Linked DNA regions of Homo sapiens: region 1 is linked to region 2. A link is a loop called in an ENCODE intact Hi-C map of the cell type or tissue named here. Cell type or tissue: mammary epithelial cell. All regions are shown on one strand. Each heading gives the region's core, and the rest is flanking DNA. Links, peaks and the distances in the headings are about the cores only.

Evidence for each region. Hi-C counts contacts between places; a loop is a spot of excess contacts. Peaks named below come from ENCODE experiments on the same cell type or tissue, not always from the same donor. Only the 100,000 strongest peaks of a DNase experiment are listed, where the experiment ranks them.
Region 1: it touches region 2 in a loop (17-fold over the local background); 8 of 110 quality-filtered maps call a loop at or near these places.

The regions. Positions count from the first base shown.
Region 1 is chr10:3,809,223-3,812,041 of GRCh38, forward strand. No RefSeq gene overlaps it. Among named protein-coding and RNA genes, the nearest start is that of LINC02639, 23 kb to the right of the region's middle. RefSeq lists enhancers at 173-2,449, 173-498, 626-1,825, 2,113-2,362, 2,663-2,819 and a cis regulatory region at 893-1,238. In mammary epithelial cell, for the core only: no CTCF peak of the experiment used is centred there; DNase peaks (open chromatin) are centred at 1,089 and 2,269; H3K27ac peaks cover 2,500 bases.
Region 2 is chr10:4,655,385-4,658,203 of GRCh38, forward strand. It overlaps MANCR (mitotically associated long non coding RNA), which reads right to left. Exons shown (of 4, transcript NR_024475.1): 3 at 2,217-2,341. LINC00705 (long intergenic non-protein coding RNA 705) reads left to right here and starts at 772. Exons shown (of 3, transcript NR_015425.1): 1 at 772-936. In mammary epithelial cell, for the core only: a CTCF peak has its summit at 1,399 (motif pointing left); no DNase peak of the experiment used is centred there; H3K27ac peaks cover 655 bases.

The DNA.
Region 1 (2,819 bases), core at 82-2,581, 850 kb before region 2:
TGTGTGTATGTGTGTATGGTCTGTGTGTGTTTGTATGTGTATCTGTCTGTGTCTGTGTGTAATTCTTTATCTCCTCCGTTTTCTGAGCAGGCTGGTCCTTTGAATCCCAGGAGATAATTTTTCCTTATACTTACTAGAGGAGTCTGTCAATACAGTAGAAGCACAATGTAAATGGGGGATTAACACCTTGAGATAATTTGAATCCACTGTCATTCACCCTTTCTGAAATGCACAAGCTTGCAGGCACCTACCCTCCTGCTACAGGACAGAAAAAAACACGGTGGTTTTATTTCCATTTCTTATCACACGGTGTCCACTGCCTGAGCTGCACAGGGAGGCATTTTGTCATTTCACTGTAGGGGTCTCCTGTGGCCCCGAATCTCATGTGTTTGTGTCCCTAGGAGCTGCAGCCCCAACCATGTCATGAAGAGGGGTCGGCACGGGGGCTTCTGGCTGTGGCACACACACGTGTTAACCTATAAGGCTCACTTCCTGCCCACAAGGGTCAGAGTGTTGTTTTTTTTTTTTTGAGACGGAGTCTCCCTCTGTCGCCCAGGCTGGAGTGCAGTGGCGCGATCTGGGATCACTGCAAGCTCCGCCTGCCGGGTTCACGCCATTCTCCTGCCTCAGCCTCCTGAGTAGCTGGGACTACAGGAATCTGCCACCACACTCGGCTAATTTTTTGTATTTTTAGTAGCGACGGGGTTTCACCGTGTTAGCCAGGATGGTCTCAATCTCCTGACCTTGTGATCCACCCGCCTCGGCCTCCCAAAGTGCTGGGATTACAGGCGTGAGCCACTGCGCCCTGCTGAGAGTTTTTTATTGATCATTCAGTGATTCTGAAGGGAAGACAGTTCTACTCTCACTGCCAGTGACAGCACAGCCCAGGAGAGCAAGGGCAGGCTCCTCTCCAGGTGTGGCTGCTCTCCATGGCCTGGGTCATAGTCTGGAGATGACTGAAGAGTTAGTCTTGGGGCTGTTGCTTGTGAGAACTGGAGAGGTGTGTGTCATTATCTGAATCGGCCAGGCCCACGCCAGGGTGAACTGGGCTTACAGGAAATGCAGTCACAGGTGAGACAACCTTTGGCACCAGCTCCCAACTTTCAGTTCAGAGAACGGTGAGTTCCCGGTACAGGGAGTGGAAGCTGATGTCATTGAAAAGATATTGCCTTGCTTTGAAATCAGCAAGCGTGGTCAAAGTTCTCCAGTATATACACACAGAGGAAAAATGTGGCTCTGAATCACCATGGGCAGCTTTTTGATAAACAGATATTCAAAAAAAAAAAAAAAAAAAAACAACAGAAAAAACAGCCCATGTGTGGTTTTTCTGAGAATGCTACACGGCTTTCATATGTGCATTTTGACCCTAATTTCACTTACAACTTTCTCATAAGATACTGTTAGGAGTGAAAAGCCACAATTAGCTCTAGGCCAAGAGTGAATAATTTCAACAGCCTCTCTAAGATGGTTTATATTTTTGGAGCCATATATGGGTGAAAGTAACGATTTCCACAGGAGGACAAACAAAAGGAGATTTTTGCACACAACAGGGAAAAGAAAAAGGTTTAAACTTTCACATGTGAAAAAGTTCAAATTCCCAAGCCTTGCTGAACACAACCCCAGGTAGTTTTAAAATTTGCTTTCAATAAAAATTTATTTGAAATGAAATGCTTTACTAACTTTCATGGCTAAATCAGGAAACACCGTTTTCACTAATTAATATTAAACAGTTGGCGAGCACAGCACTTCTGGATGTGTTCCTTCTTCATAACTAAAAATGAGTGAAATTGTAATTGAATTCTGATGATAATCTTAATAGCATCATTCTCTACGTTGACTCCTTAAAGCAATTTTATATTTGCAAATTGTCTTTGCCTTCCTTTTAGCTTAGTTATATAGCTTGCTTTGCTCAAAGAGTAAAATTAAAGTCTTAACTAATGTCAAATGGTTTTGCTTTTCCTGTGTAAACATAAATATGTTAAGAAATGTATAGTAAGTTATCTTATTTTAATAGAGACTCATCAGTGCTAGTTATTTAGTGCCTCTCAATAGTATTTCTGGCAAACTGCACATGGCCTTCCTCATAGAATGAGGAGTGGGCATTGACATGAATTTCTAAATTGTGGCATTTCCTGGCATGATGTCAGTTGGCTTAATCATCTCAACTGTCAGCTCACACCCTTGACAGCCAGCTCGGGAGCTGGGGAGAGTCCAAATTTGGTGTTCTGAAGGAGCTCACAGGGGTCTCTGGCACGTAATGATCACCTTGAAAGTCATCGATTTCAAAAAGAACATTCCACTGTGGAAGAGCAGCCAAGAGAAGCAAACCTCAGGCACACACAGTCTGTAACAGAAACCGAAACTCCTAGCAGGAAAATACCATGACCTGCAGTGACAGGGCCAGACCATTTCAGTGAACTCAGCATGCAGAACTGTGTGGGGAAGGGCCCCATGAGAGAGTTACTATGATTATTATTAAGAGGTGAAAAACATTCTCTAAAATGGTGCGGTGTCAGAGTTAGTTTCCAGAAGGCTTGCTAACCTGCAGGGGCTGGGGTAGAAAGTCATTCTATAAAAGGCATAGGTGCAGCTGTGACTTCGAACGTTTCCCTGTGGATGAGATGCCCACACATTTCAGGACACATGTACTATGACGTTTTGGGTGCAGAGAAACGCTGCACCAATCACTCAGCTCCTGTCTCTCTGCCATCAATTTTGTCAAATGTCAAAAATCATCTATTCAGAGATGCCTATGTAGAACAGAGGAGGGGACTCTGAGTATTTAGGAATCAGTTTCCTAACTCAGCTCATCACCCTCT
Region 2 (2,819 bases), core at 182-2,681:
CGGTCTTATTGCCTTTTCTTATTGGTAACAAAAGATGACAAACTAGGTAATTTATATTAAAAAGTTTATTTAGCTCATAGTTCTAGAGGCTGGAAGTCCACAGTGCCGGCATCTGTGAGGGCCTTCTTGCTGCCTCACCTCATGGCAGAGGGCATCACATGCTCAGAGTGGGAGCAAGGGAGCCAGGGAGAGCTCACAGGCACAAGAATAACGCTGCTGTGATAATAAACCCACTCCTGGGACAGCAACATTCATCCCGTCATGAGAACAGAGCCCTCATTCATCCATTCATCTCATCATAGGGGCAGAAGGATTACATTTCTAACACATGAACTTTTGGGGGACACATTCAATACCTAGCACTCCCAAAATATTCACTAAGAGTGAGAGTAAATTGATTTAATTTCAGACTGTTCTTGGCAGTCCATAAGTAGAGATTTCCAAGTTTTACAATAGAGAATTAAAATGATTGAAAAATATTCTAAAAAAAAAAAAACAACCTGCAGAAGAAAGCTAGAAAATCAGAAGATGAAATATTTTTTAGGCATAAAATATGCATGCAGTTTATAGACAATGGAGATGTGCTAACTCTTGAAAACGTGCTTCGACATCTCAAATTGCTTAAGGCTTTTGCAACAAAATAACTTACCAGTGTCAGGCCATGGTAGAATATGAGTTCACAATGAATTTTTATGCCTGGGTTTCTGTGACCCAAGTTATGCTGAAGAATATGAGAGACACCACCTTTTAAAAATTTTTACATAGCCTGCGGCCACTGCAATTCGTTAATCCCTTTGGAAAATTGCTTAAGCCTGGCATGTTTTGTAATGAACTTTATCTCTTCACTACCAAAAGTCGTAAAAAGGAACTTCAGTGAGGAAAGAAACACAATTGATAATTGAATATTTCAAAGAGATCAGCATTTTAGAAAACTGGGTATGTATTAATATGCTATATCTGACATATGACATGAAAATGACATATATAATATAATTTTGTTTATACTATTATATATTTTATACATTTTGTGTTATAATACATTTTGAATATATGTATATATATACACATACATATATACACACACACAATATATATAGGAAAATAAAATTAAATATTATCAGAATGTTTATTTCTTGATGATGGGAATTTGAGTGGTTCTTTTTTTACTTTATTTCTATTGTTATTCATTTGGTATTTTCCAAATTTTGTTCAGTGATTTTTTATTACTTTTACAATGATAGACATTATGTTTGGAGGCAGAAAAAAGAAGGGAACAGACAAGAAACGTTCATTTGAAAATTCTAAATGCAGAACATACCTGAAGTCAAAGTGTCCCCCGTCACTGAAAAACCAAAGCCACCAATATCAAAGAAGCGTGGGCCCTTCCGCCCCCTACTGTCTATCTTCAGTAACTGTCCAGTGAGTCTCCGCCTTTTGTTAGCAGGAATCTAAGAATCTCCTGGGAAGCTTGCTGTTTGCAAAATTAGGAAATCTTGAGCTACATCCTCAGATAATCTGAGGCTGGATACCCTCAAACTATACTGTGAGAAACATCATCAAAATTAAGTTACATGACGTGATCACAGCTATAGTAATAAAATCAGAAAAAATATGGACATCATATTTAGAAACACAAATTGGCAACGAGATTTCTTTCAGTTTTAAAAAAGTGTATTAGTATATAACATAATATAGTATGTATTAAAATAATATACATTTAAGGGTATATAAATATATGCTTAGTACACATTGTCAGTATTAATATCAATACATTACCTTTTATACATATGTATGTGTGTTTGTTTGTGTATTTATGCACATGCAGCTTTATATTTGCCTATGTAGTTGTATATATGTAGAGTGCATAGTATAGTGTGGATGTGTGCGTATGTGGTATGCATATACCACACACACAGAGTCCTGCACATACACACACAGAGCCATGCATCGTTTAACAATGGGGATACATTCTGAGAAACGCATCCATAGGTGATTTTGTTGTTATGCAAACATCATAGTGTGAACTTTCACAAAACTAGACAGAAGAGCCTACTACACACCTACTGCTGCTAGGCAACAAACATGTACAGCCTGTTATTGTCCTGAATACTGTAGGCAATTGTAACACAATGGTATTTACATATCTAAACATAGAAAAGATACAGTAAAAATATGGTATAAAAGATAAAAATGATGCACCTGTGTAGGACACTCACCATGAATGCAGCTTTCAGGACTGGAAGTTGCTCTGGCTGGGTCAGTGAGCGAGTGGTGAGTGGATGTGAAAGCCTTGGACATTACTGTATGCTACTGCAGACTTTACAAGCACTGTACACTTAGACTACACAAAATGTACAAAAAAATTTCTCTCATCAATAATGAATTAACCTTAGCCCACTATAACTTTTTTTACAGTATAAACTTTTCACTTTGTTTTAACTTTCTGACTCTTGTAATTACACTCCACTGAAAACACAAATCCACTGTATAGCTGAACAAAAATATTGTCTCTTTTTATATCCGTATTCTATAAGCGCTCTTATATTGTTTAATTTTTTAATTTTTAAACTTTTTTGTTAAAAACTAAAACACAAACCACACAATAGCCTACACCTACACGGGGTCAGGATCATTATCACTGTCTTCCACCTACATTTCTTGCCCCATTGGAAGGTCTTCAGGGGCAACGTCACGCATTAAGCTGGCATCTCCTATGATGACAATGCCTTTTTCTGGATAGCTCCTGAAGGAAGTGCCTGAAGCTGTTTCACAACTGACCTTTTAATAATATATTAACATAAAGAGTACAATCTAAAATA